Linked DNA regions of Homo sapiens: region 2 is linked to region 1. Evidence: chromatin contacts called from ENCODE Hi-C or POLR2A ChIA-PET data. All regions are on one chromosome and are shown on one strand. The core of a region is the stretch at or near the end of the contact, and the rest is flanking DNA. Distances in the headings are between cores, read along the strand shown. Region 1 holds the start of PRKACB (protein kinase cAMP-activated catalytic subunit beta). Region 2 holds the start of SYDE2 (synapse defective Rho GTPase homolog 2).

What was found. Hi-C counts contacts between places; a loop is a spot of excess contacts on that map. ChIA-PET counts read pairs that join two places held with the same protein, here RNA polymerase II (POLR2A). Pooled maps may share reads with other maps.
Region 2: a map of naive thymus-derived CD4-positive, alpha-beta T cell shows a loop between it and region 1 (4-fold over the local background). The contact joins the promoter of SYDE2 here to the promoter of PRKACB in region 1. A Hi-C loop is called at or near these places in 1 of 168 maps with a recorded cell type or tissue (naive thymus-derived CD4-positive, alpha-beta T cell) and 6 of 50 pooled maps. POLR2A ChIA-PET finds 5 or more read pairs at or near these places in 2 of 52 experiments (CD8-positive, alpha-beta T cell and MCF 10A).

What each region holds. Positions count from the first base shown.
Region 1 is chr1:84,142,555-84,148,669 of GRCh38, reverse strand. It overlaps PRKACB (protein kinase cAMP-activated catalytic subunit beta), which reads right to left and starts at 4,399. Exons shown (of 10, transcript NM_182948.4): 1 at 4,122-4,399. The coding sequence starts at 4,308. RefSeq lists a silencer at 4,331-4,380.
Region 2 is chr1:85,196,470-85,202,359 of GRCh38, reverse strand. It overlaps SYDE2 (synapse defective Rho GTPase homolog 2), which reads left to right and starts at 1,344. Exons shown (of 7, transcript NM_032184.2): 1 at 1,344-2,108. The coding sequence starts at 1,364. It overlaps LOC124904207 (a long non-coding RNA gene), which reads left to right and starts at 2,118. Exons shown (of 2, transcript XR_007066199.1): 1 at 2,118-2,209; 2 at 2,321-4,724. RefSeq lists a silencer at 456-1,605 and an enhancer at 1,618-2,229.

The DNA of each region.
Region 1 (6,115 bases), core at 3,150-5,649:
AGGTCAGCATTTGACTGCTTTTGGTTAATGGCCATGGGCTTTTAAAATAAATTGCAAAGATCACAATAGCACAAATTAGTAAGAAGCTCATTTGTGTAATACTGCAGTGATGTTTAATGTTAATTTAACAAATAACTCAAGATTTATTGAAAATTATGCTAGTAATACTGAAATAAACTGACAAGTTATTTGCCTTCAAGGAGTTCAAAATCAAACATGAGAGACAGATACATAAGGATTAATAGTAATGCATTTTAAATATTATAAACTATAATATATATAGTATACAAACTATACCATATAAATACTATAAATAAACCACAATAAAAGTTAAGTATAAGATGATATAAGAACATAAGGAAGAGCACAGACTCTAAGAAGGATGAAGGATAGATGAATAGGATACATTGGTGGTTTTGTTACAGAGATGATACCTGAGAGGATGCCTAAAGTATGGGCAAATCTCACCACTGGTAGAAGTGAAGAAAGAGAATTCCAGACAGAAGCAGCAACTTGAACAAGCACTGTTGTAAAAGGAATCCATTATCTGACTATTCATTGCCATGCTGACTGTCACGTCAAAAGCGTTAGTTCTAATTAAATGCCCAGCAAAAACGGAAGATGTATAGTAGCTATACACATTTCTCTGTAGTAAAGTAAGTTAACTTATCCTGTATTATGCTAGTTAAAATCTTTAGGCTCTTTTAACAAAGGTTGCATTATATTATTTTCCACTTTAAAAAACTGCATTGGCTCCCCACTAATACAGCGTAGTACAAAATTCTGGATGTCTAATAGAAAACTTTTAAAGTTTAAATCCAGAACCTAATTTTCTAGACAGTATCTTACTAAACCTTTTAAGTAAGTTCTAAATGTTCATATTTTCAAATACTTGTGTATGTTATTTTCTTAAAATAACCTTCTTCTCTAGGTCTCAAAATTCTATTCATTCTTTAATATTTTTGAAGTCCCCCATTTTCTCTTTAGTAACAACTTTTTTCTTACACTTAGCTTCCACAGTAAGCTTAGACATTTTAAAGCAACTATTTCATTATGCCTTGAATATTATATTATGTTTGCTCTTCTTTTTGGGGGTAAGAACTAGATCTTATTTTTCCTGGAAACTTGCTTACTTACTATGATATAGTAAATACTCAAAAAAGTTTTACCAAATGAGTAGAAATTGACTATTATCAAGAAGCTTATGGAATAGTTTCAAGTGGAAAAAGCTGATAAAAAGACAAAGGTGGAAAGTCTTTTAGCTGAGAAGTTAAAATGATACAGATTCAATGGGCTAACAAATAGGAGGTAAACTGTCTGAGAGATTGTATAAAATTTGCAAAGGTAAAACTGACTGAAGTGGTCTACTGTAACCACTTTATGATTTTGCTAGAGGACATCCATAATCAAAACTGCTCATTTGTTTAATATATTTAAATCTAAGATTTACTAAAATGGATTTGTATTTACAAGAGAAATAGCCTGTCAATTCATAGGAAAAGGGAAAGAAAAAGTATTTGATGGTATTGACCTATTTGCTTCTTAAAATACTGTAGTTAGACCTTCATTAAGTCAGCATTGTATAACTCTACACATTTATGATCAAAGGAAGATTAAAAAGCTAACTATAATAAATTTGCTAGAAAGAGAACTTAACGCATGTCAATGCTCTCATTCATTCTGAGTTGGAACAAAAAGCAGAATTCCTCCATGCTTTTCTTTGAACTTCATGTATTTATATGTGCATGCAATTAGCTGTTACATATTTATTTAATCAAACAGGAATTTCTGTTACTTAGTTTAATAGTAAAAGATGAAACACCTGAGACCACTATGTGGCCTTTGTTCTGTGTTTCTTCCTATACATAATGTCACTGGACACGAAAGAAACTTGGATTGAAGCATGCTGCATTTCATGTCTCCTAAATTGGTAACTGATCTTTATACAAAGGTTTATGAATTTTTTTTGTAAATTGATGTAGTTTCTATGCTTAGTTTATTTCATTATAAAAACACTTTAGGAACAAACATATTCAGTGTTTATCATCAGGAGACATTACATTCCCTTGTCAAATGAGTCATGCAAGTAAACTGCTTTAAGTAGCTTTGAAGAATGTGGTTCATATGAAACTTTGTACAGTCAGAACTCCTTCTATAACTCATTCGCCAAATAAATAAAAATTGTGTTTTCACCACAAAAATAAACCTTGGAATTTTGAAATGATCGGATTCCTCTATTTCAGCTCTATCAGTGTTTTCTCCTCTACAATAATACATTTCATAATAGGAAATTATAGCTTCATGCTACCATACTCATCCTTAGACATAAAATTATTATCTCTATTATGGTATTCAGGGATATAAAAAGGAGAGTCAAGTAGAGGAATGCTTAATTAATGAACATTCAGTTACTCTTTAAGTATTTCTTACATCATGCATATTATTTGCAGCGCTACATGGTTTGCTCCTAATTTTATTTGTGTACAAGAATCCTATTTGTTTTGACTTCACAATAAAAAAAAAACAAAACAGCATTTTATCCAATAGAAATCATGGCTCATGATACTATTTTCCATTACTAGATTTTAAAATATGTTTTAGAAAGCATCACAGATCCCATACATTTAAAAAGTGGTGAAAGTCTAGTTCAAACATAACTTTTAATTATTAAAAACCCCTAACATTCATTTATTTGAGACACTTTTACTAAACACCCACTATATGAAGAGCAGGTATTAATGAAACAGAAATTAATTCAATTCTGTCTTAATTCCTCATTTAACTTTAAATTAAAACATACTTGAAATGCATAAAAATAATTTCCAAAAGGATTTAAAAGACTGCAATTTAAAAGAATAGGGCAAGGACAATAATTAACAAGCTTTTGTTACATGGTAAAGTTTAATATTATACCACTATTTTAATATTCAACAGTTCATTAACTTGAAGATATATATTCATATTCCTCATCCATCAACTTGCTATACAGTAAAGACTATAAATAACCCAAAACCTTTTAAGTGGAAAAAATGCACAAATACATGTTCTTCCTCAATCTCCCAAAAATAGTTTGAAGAATGTAAAAAAATTTCTGATTTAGTAAAAAATTAATTCAAATAAGCTTCTATAACACTGTCAAGGTGCTGTATAAACCTAGGAGTAAATTTTGTAAGCCATTCTTGATTTTGCTGTTGTGGTTGTTAAGCTGAGTTTTCTTCCTTAACTGCTACCAAATACATAAACAGAAAGAGTCAAACGCTAGTGCTATTTGATGATCAAACAAACACACCAAAGAGGGCAAAAGTTTCAAGGGTAATTCTATTGTTCCTCTAATTGGAGTCACAGAAATACCTTGAGGAGGGTCCAAGGTGAGATGTAGAATGGCGGCACTAGTATTGTTTATATGTGCAATTTATCTTTTAGAGTGTATGGCACCAAAAATGGTTCCCCAGCACCATTTTAGCAAAGCTGCAAGTTCAAACATTTTAACATGCCTGAAAGAATGTGATTCATGCATAACCAACTTTTCCTGCATTTGAGTCATATGTATAAATAACATAAAATATAATTATAAAGTTTTTGATATCCATAATGTTATAAGTGTAAGAATTTAGATAGAATAATTATGTTTTATTTTAGAAATTCCTGTTTGTAAAACTGAAATAACTTTCTCACATGCATTTAAAAATAAAACCATGGCAAACACAATAGAAATGTAATTATAAATTCAAGAGTCTTGTTGCCCCTTTCAAAGTTTAAAGCTTATAAATACAAGACATTTTAAGAAGTAAACAGATGGTTGTTTCTGAAACTTAAGTATTTCATTTTTATGTAAGAACAACAAAAAAAAGTACATTAGAAATGATGTAAGAATTTTATAGAAAATCTTGTCACTGATATTGAACTTAGTCAAAAATAAAACCATACAATGATGAAAGCTGAATGATTCAGCTCAACTTATAATCAAGTTTTTATGGAATTCTTTCAACTTCATCTTGCAAAATGTCCTTGTGAAAATCAGAAAACAACAAACAAAAGAGGGTTCTTTATGTTTGATTGTAAAACTCCAATTACCATTTTAGTTGCTAGTTATAATGTATCATTTAAAAAACAAAACTTACTTGATCTGTCCCATAAGGCAGTATGTTCAGAGAAATGAAGGCTGTCATTTTCCAGAGCTGTTTTCTGATCATGTGCAGTACCTTTAGAGTGTCTATGAAATAACCGGCTAGCAAAACCTTCCAATTTCTGAAGAGCTGTAGTTGTACCTGTATACTGGTTACAAGGTGGTTCTCTATAAGCTGCCATTCATGTGCATTTACACTTTACTTAATGTAACTGCAAATGTTTCCAGAAGGAGCTCACAACTTCTTACACAGAAGCTAAGAGCTATGCATGTGTCAAACTTCCTGTTTGCAGGGTATTCAAACCACTACTGCTGTTCTGTTTCCTGTTAATATAAAACAGCACATTACTGAGCTTTTCTTAGCAAAACACTTTTCAGCTAGAGTTGAGGATTTTAAAAACTTGCAATATCTGCCTAAAAGGCTTTATGTTTGGGTGTTTTAATATTAATATATAGGCTAATGAGAGCATTAAATATAAAGCTTTATATATATAGTAGGCTAAACATTCTTTAAAAAGAAAACTAGTTAAACATGTATGACAAGTCTATGCAAACAACTGAAGGCCAAGCTGTCCTCCAAACACAACATGCTAAAGACAGGTTGTATTTTTTCTAGGAAATCAACTAATATACAGATTTTATGAATCCTTATAAGCAGCTAACTTTTCATAAAAAAAAACTAGTATGAAATGGGTATGAAAAAACTCTTGCAAAACAAATTTATAACACGTATAAATAAAACAATGTGAAATAGCACTTTAAAAAATTGAATGTTTCTAATTCATTGATTTAGGCCTAATACATACAGGAACTACATACACTTAGTATGTCAGTATTGCTTATCAAACTTATAATCTGCTGACATATGTCTATTACCAGGGGTACATTTTAAAACATTCTAAAATTTGAAAAGAACAAAATACAAGATTTAAATTATATAAAATCCACCATAGCAAGAAATTTCAATTGAGAGAAAAAAGTTCCTTCTAGTTGGCTGAGACATGTTAATTTTAAAACCTTACCACTGAAGACTACTACTTACCTAAACCCCTGATTTAGTGATCTCACTTAGAAACACCTCTCTATTTTTTTTTAAACGTTGTTTCACTCTGTCTCCCAGATTGGAGTGCAGTGGTGCGACCTCTGCTCACTGCGACCTCCGCTCCTAGGTTCAAGCGATTCTCGCCCCTCAGACATCCGAGTAGCTGGGATTATAGGCGCGCACCACCATGCCCGGCTAATTTTTGTATTTTCAGTAGAGATGGGGTTTCTCCATGTTGGCCAGGTCAGGAGTTGTCTCAAACTCCTGGCCTCAAGCGATACGCCCGCCTTGGCCTCCCAAAGTGCTGGGATTACAAGTGTGAGCCACCGCGCCTGGCCAAAACATCTCTTTTGATTAAAAGTAAGTAAAACTTGCCTTGTCAATTTTCAGGAAAGAAAGTAACCTGTGGCATTTAACAAAAATTTTGAGTACTTGTTTTTTTGACACTAAAGGATAAGAAATTTCCGTGGTTCTCTTTGGAAGCAGAGGGGAGGGGAGGGAAGGGAAGGAAAGGAAAGAAAGAAAAAGGTCTATCTAAAACAATCTATCTAAAAAAATCTTACTTCAGATTTACTGCCAACTGTTTGACAAACATAAAAAATAGAAACAATACTGATAAGTAAAATAAATAGGAACAATAATGTAATCAAATTAGGACTACATAAAAGGCCAATAAGAAAACACTGATTAGTGAATTTTGCCATTTAACAGTTCATTTGTGTATACTTTGTGTAATGGAATTCATATCAATCTAAACAAGTATGTAACAGTATCTATAAGATAAACTTAAATTTATAGCTTTATGTATAAATATTATGTGTGAATAACAGTTAACAAAACACTGACCAATGAATTTTGCCATGTAACAGCTCATTTCTGTATACTTTGTTTTGTGTAATAAAATTTTTATCAATCTAAACAAATATGCAACAGCATCTATATGACAA
Region 2 (5,890 bases), core at 95-2,594, 1.1 Mb before region 1:
GAAATAAAGAAGGAAAAACAGACTTAAAAGAGACATCGGTGGGTGGGTTTTGTTTTGTTTTTGATAAAAGAACTCTTATAGAAAAGGAATCGCTGCAAATTTCTTTTAGCTAGCTAGCTCTCTGGGCGATTAAAATGATTGATACATTTCTAGAACACATGCACCGAGATACACCTGCACTCGTACTTTGTCCGTCAAAACAATCTTTGTTTTCTCTCAAGCTAGGACTTGCTGTGCCTAAGACACACCTCGTGCAGCGGTGGCGGTGAAGGTGCTGGGGTGACAGCCAGGAGGGCACTTTCCCTTTCTCGGGCTCCCTAACCAAAACTTTGCAGCCACCAGCCCAAACTCACGTTCCTGCTCGTTCTTCTTTCCCCTGCCTCAACTCTCCCCGCACCCTTCGCGCTCTGTGCGCCCACCCCTGCTTCCGTCGGTCAGCTTCAGCCGACCTACTACTCAACCTACCGGCCCGCGCCCTCCGCCTCCACCTGCACCACTCGCCCACCCCGAGAACCCACCTCTGCCGCCCCCGGCCCGCGCGCCCCGTCGCGGCCCGGGGCTCCGGGGCATGCGCGTTGCGGCGCCACCGCCCTCCCCCACGCCTTCCCGCGGCAGAGTTATGCCAAGTATGTGAGGAGCCGGCGAGGGCCAGCGCCGGTCATGGGGAGCCGCCGCCGCCTCCGCCTCCGCCTCCGCGAGCGCGGTTTTCTCCCCAGCGGGGCTCCGACCTCTCCCCCTGGCGGGGGTGAGCCTCGCGGCTAAGGCAGAGGGGATGGCGGACCCTCTGAGGAGGACGCTGTCCAGGCTCCGGGGAAGGCGGGGTCCCCGCGGCACCGGGGGGCTAGGGCTCCGGGCGGCAGCCGCAGCTGCGGTGGCGGCCTCTTCGGCAGCCGCGGGAGACGCCTGGGGTGCCGCAGACACCCTCCCACGTGAGCACGCCGGGGGACACGGGCGGAGCCTACAGCAGCCCTCGCCGTCACCTGAGGCGTGGGGTCCCGGGGCGCGGGTCCCCGGAGGGCACCCGGAGCAGTTGGGGGCGCTCGGGCCTCGGCCGCGCGGCGGGCAGGAGGCCGCCCCCCAGAGCCATGGGCTCGCTCACGCCCCTCCGCACTCCCCGGAGGGCTCCGAGGACAGCGGAGAGGAGGAGGAAGACGACAAGGACGAAGACGACTACGACGCCGACTACTACGAAAACCTGCCCGGCGGCTCGCAGTCTGCGCCCGAGCCTGAGGGGGCGGAGGCGGAACGGCGTCCCCCGCCTCCCCCAGCGGCGGGCTCCTCCCTGGGGGCGGAGGGCGGCCGCCTGGAGACAGGCAGGCTGCGGACCCAGTTGCGAGAGGCCTATTATCTGCTGATCCAGGCCATGCACGACCTGCCCCCTGACTCGGGCGCGCGGCGGGGCGGCAGGGGCTTGGCGGATCACAGCTTCCCCGCGGGAGCCCGGGCTCCGGGCCAGCCGCCTTCCCGCGGCGCCGCGTACCGCCGAGCCTGCCCCCGGGACGGGGAGCGGGGAGGCGGCGGACGCCCTCGGCAGCAGGTGTCCCCGCCCCGGTCGCCTCAGAGGGAGCCGCGGGGAGGCCAGCTGCGGACTCCTCGGATGCGGCCGTCCTGCAGCAGAAGCCTCGAGAGCCTCCGGGTGGGTGCCAAGCCGCCTCCCTTCCAGCGGTGGCCGAGCGACAGCTGGATCAGGTGCGGCGCGCACCGGGACTGGGACGAGCCCCCGCCACGTGGAGGCAGGATGGACGGCTGGAGTGGGGACCGCGCCCGGGCGGCTGCACCCACCGGCCTCCAGCCTCCAGGCTGCAAGGACCACGGCTGCTCCTCGGGAAGCCCTTTCAGGGATCCAGCGGGGTCCTCTGTGATACGCAGTGGCAAAGGAGACCGCCAGGAAGGCCCCTCCTTCCTCAGGCCGCCGGCAGTGACAGTCAAGAAGCTGCAGAAGTGGATGTACAAAGGGCGTCTGCTGTCCCTGGGAATGAAGGGTCGTGCCCGTGGGACGGCTCCCAAAGTCACAGGAACGCAGGCAGCCTCCCCAAATGTGGGCGCTTTGAAAGTGCGTGAAAACCGTGTCCTGTCGGTGCCTCCAGACCAAAGAATTACGCTGACAGGTAGGATACTTTGCGATGAAAATGCTAGCACCGCGAGCCTTACTGTTTACCGACTGGGCTTCTGTCTTAAGAGCCAAGAAAAAGTTATGTTTTTGCGACAGGTACGTTACCGGGCGAAAGTAAGTGTCATGTAAGTGGCAGCTTAAAGTAATTTCGGGGTTACTTAATGTAATGCATTTACTCGTTTTGCTTTTTTTTTTCTTTTTAATCAGACAATGGCATGAAGAATTGAGGTTGTGATTTCTTCTCGAAAAACCAGTGTGTCTATTCCCTAAGTATTACCTAAAGGAGTAAAGGTTAAGTATAACACACTTTTAGTAGGTTTACAGATGGGCGGCACTGTCTTGATTTTTATTCTTTGTAGCTCTAGGCAAATCCGTAGACTTTTGTGGAGTTTGTAAATTTGAATTTGATTCAAGGTAGATTTTATAGGCTTCATAAACTGTCATTTTACTCATTACAACTTTTTTTTTTTGCCTCTCCCAGGCACGCACACACATGCATACATACACACAACCAAAAACCCAAACAAATCAAACAAAAAAAACCCTACCATAAGTAGAATTTTTTAGTCAGGTAGTATTTCACATACACCATCTCTCCACCTGCCTCCCCCCGACAAAGAAACCTCAACAAAGTAATCTTTTTATTGTGAAAAATCAAGGACACTAACATTTTAATCAAAAGAAAAATGTTCCTCAGGTAGTTTTGTTTTTAAAGCAGTCATTTGCAAACTTAAATCCTATTTATAAGAGAAGTAAATTAGTTTTTTAAAAAGTATATTGATCCTTATAATAGGATTAAGCTCCCTATTTTGTATGTGCATGATTTTTAACTATCACTGAAGGTTTAGGTTATCAATTCTAGAAACCAGTCAATTATGTTGTAAATATCAAAATATCTTTCCTGAAAGGAGTATAATATCTTCAAAGTGAGCCAAAACAACATGGTCTTTTGAATACTCTTACATATAAAAATTTTTAGTGATCATAAAGACTTATAAGTCAGGAATAATTTGGAAAACATTAAATCCTGAAATGTAAAAGGTATTCACAGTACTTGGCGGTTTCTCTGGTAGTAATTATAAATCCTACAGGACTGGATTTATACACATTAACTTTGTTTAACCAATAAACACACAACAGTGGGGAGAAACAAAGTTCACAAAACTTCTTATCAAACAATGAAGACAAATCAAATGATTCATTCAAAGTGTGTGCCAACTTGCAAAGTTTTTTCCTGTCTATACGGCTCTAATACACACCTGTCAAATTTTATTCTCAAGGTTAAATATTCCATTTCACTTGAACAAAAGGATAATAGAATGTAAATTCTTTGTTGAGAGGTGTACTTTATACTAAGTTCATATTAAACATGCATTTCCAGGAGTAATTTGTAATCATTTATTATATTTTATTGCCACAATATTTTTACCTCCCCCCCTTTGGCTTAGTTTTAACTCTTGGTACCATAGTTGAATTTCAGCCATAACAAAAAATAGTCAAATATTTTTCACCCTTTTGTCACAGAGCTAAAACACTTACCATGTGATGGCTTTTAATGCCCTCAGTAGTAAACATTCAAGGATTTTTAAAGTAATAAATATAGTTCCTTTAAGAATGAATTTGATTTTTGCATTAAGCAACTAATTAAATGAAACTGCTAACTTAGAAATTAAAATGAAACAATTATTATGTGATAATATTTTAGATATTTTATGAGAAATCTAAGCCAAAGCTACCATAATCTCTGGTTTAAACAACTCTCAGATGTTACTTCCTTTTAAACCACTAATTCATTTTTCAGGAGAGATGAAAATAATTTGTGCAGTGTTTACATATCTAGTATAGATTTGGAGAGCTTTTTAAAAAAATTATTTTTCATGAAGTTTAGTTGGTCTTACTAAGTCCATTCTGGATACATTAGGTGGTTCTCATACAATTTTTATAGCCCCCAAAATGGAGATATGCTGTCATTTAACAACAGCTACAAGAAAAAGAACAGAGGGATTAAGCAGTTTGCCCAAGATCACTCAGTTGGTACCTGTGTATGGATTCAAACTACTATGTGGATTCAAACCCAAGGCGTCATGAGTTTGAAAAAAGCCCCTGTTTACATAAGATCAGAGACTCTAGAGTTCTTTAAAGGTCTGATCCAATTAATTCTATTAAATTGCTTGGATTGAGGATATGGGTGAATTTCAACAAGGCATAGCGGGGTAAGTAACTTCCTCAAAGTTGCAAAGAAGATGGGAGAATCTTAGGCCGGGTTTAAAGACATTTTAAAAAGTAATTGCTGGGCCGGGCGCAGTGGCTCATGCCTGTAATCCCAGCACTTTGGGAGGCCGAGGCGGGCGGATCACGAGGTCAGGAGATCGAGACCATCCTGGCTAATACTGTGAAACCCCGTCTCTACTAAGAATACAAAAAATTAGCCGGGCGTGGTGGTGGGTGCCTGTAGTCCCAGCTACTCGGGAGGCTGAGGCAGGAGAATGGCGTGAACCTGGGAGGCGGAGCTTGCAGTGAGCCAAGATCGTGTCACTGCACTCTAGCCTGGGAGACAGAGTGAGACTCCGTCTCAAAAAAATAAATAAATAAATAAATAAAATTTAAAAAAGCATTTGCTGTATTCATTTTAAACTTTTACCTTTAAATATTTACTTACTTGAAATTGATGTCACTTGACTTCTACTTTTAAATCATGTTTTCTGCAAAACTTATTTGGAGCGGTCTAGATGAACCAGTACATTCTTGTTTATGTAAAGATGTTAAATATCCTAAAAGGTTTATAGCACATTTTTCTGTACAGTATTATTCATAAGATATTTTGTCAAAATTACATTTAGAATTTGTAATACAGAATAATTATTCAGTGGAATGGAGATACTTCATATAGGTATTGTGAAAATTTTTGAGACTATATGACAAATGGAAACACAAATGATTTTCTATTTTGATTTCTGGCTCCTACTAAGAACTTTTGATAGTATTATAATGACAAATGATTTGATGCAGTTAAGTATGTAGTGTTCGCAGATTGGCCGAATTGTTCCTAATTGAGATGATTATTTCAGAAATCTAAAGTCATTACACATAATAAAAATTGTCAAGTTTCTGCAAGCCTTAAGATTACAAAGGAATCTTAATGTGTTTGCCAACTATACATCATTATAAATCTTTATAAATAAGTTTTAATTAGCATATAGTTTTCAGAAACAAATTCAAAAGCACCTTTTATTGCTTTAAAAAATAATTAGCCTACTTTGACTCCACTTTTCCTGCTACATGGTCTGGGAAAGAAAAAACTTTAGACTGTATAACTTAGTATTTTGTCTAAAATTTTTAGACAATTATTTTAAGGTAGTATTAATTAGTTTGGTATGATCTTTAACCATCTTAAAGTGAAGTTGACACTATGACTTGATTCCCATCTACTTTTCTCAAGTATTTGTAACTCTGATTTTTTATCTTTATGAATTGCATAATCTTTATGAATTTTTCCAACAATTTTTTTCTGTATTTGCCCTTTTCAAGGTGAGTAGCAATAGTTATATAGTTTTTGACAGTCTTCTAATTTTAAATCTCTTCCTGAGAGATTCTGCTATTGTGGTGCTAGAAAGCAAGTGCAGTTGCTTTTTTTTTTTTTCTTTTTCTGGAAGAGTGTCATGGAACATTGGAGTTGCTGGTGGCTGGAAAACTTCAAGAATTACAAATTCAGCAGAAAACAGTGTTGTGTTGATTTGAAAGTCCTACATTTCTAGACCAGTGGCTCCCAAGAAATGC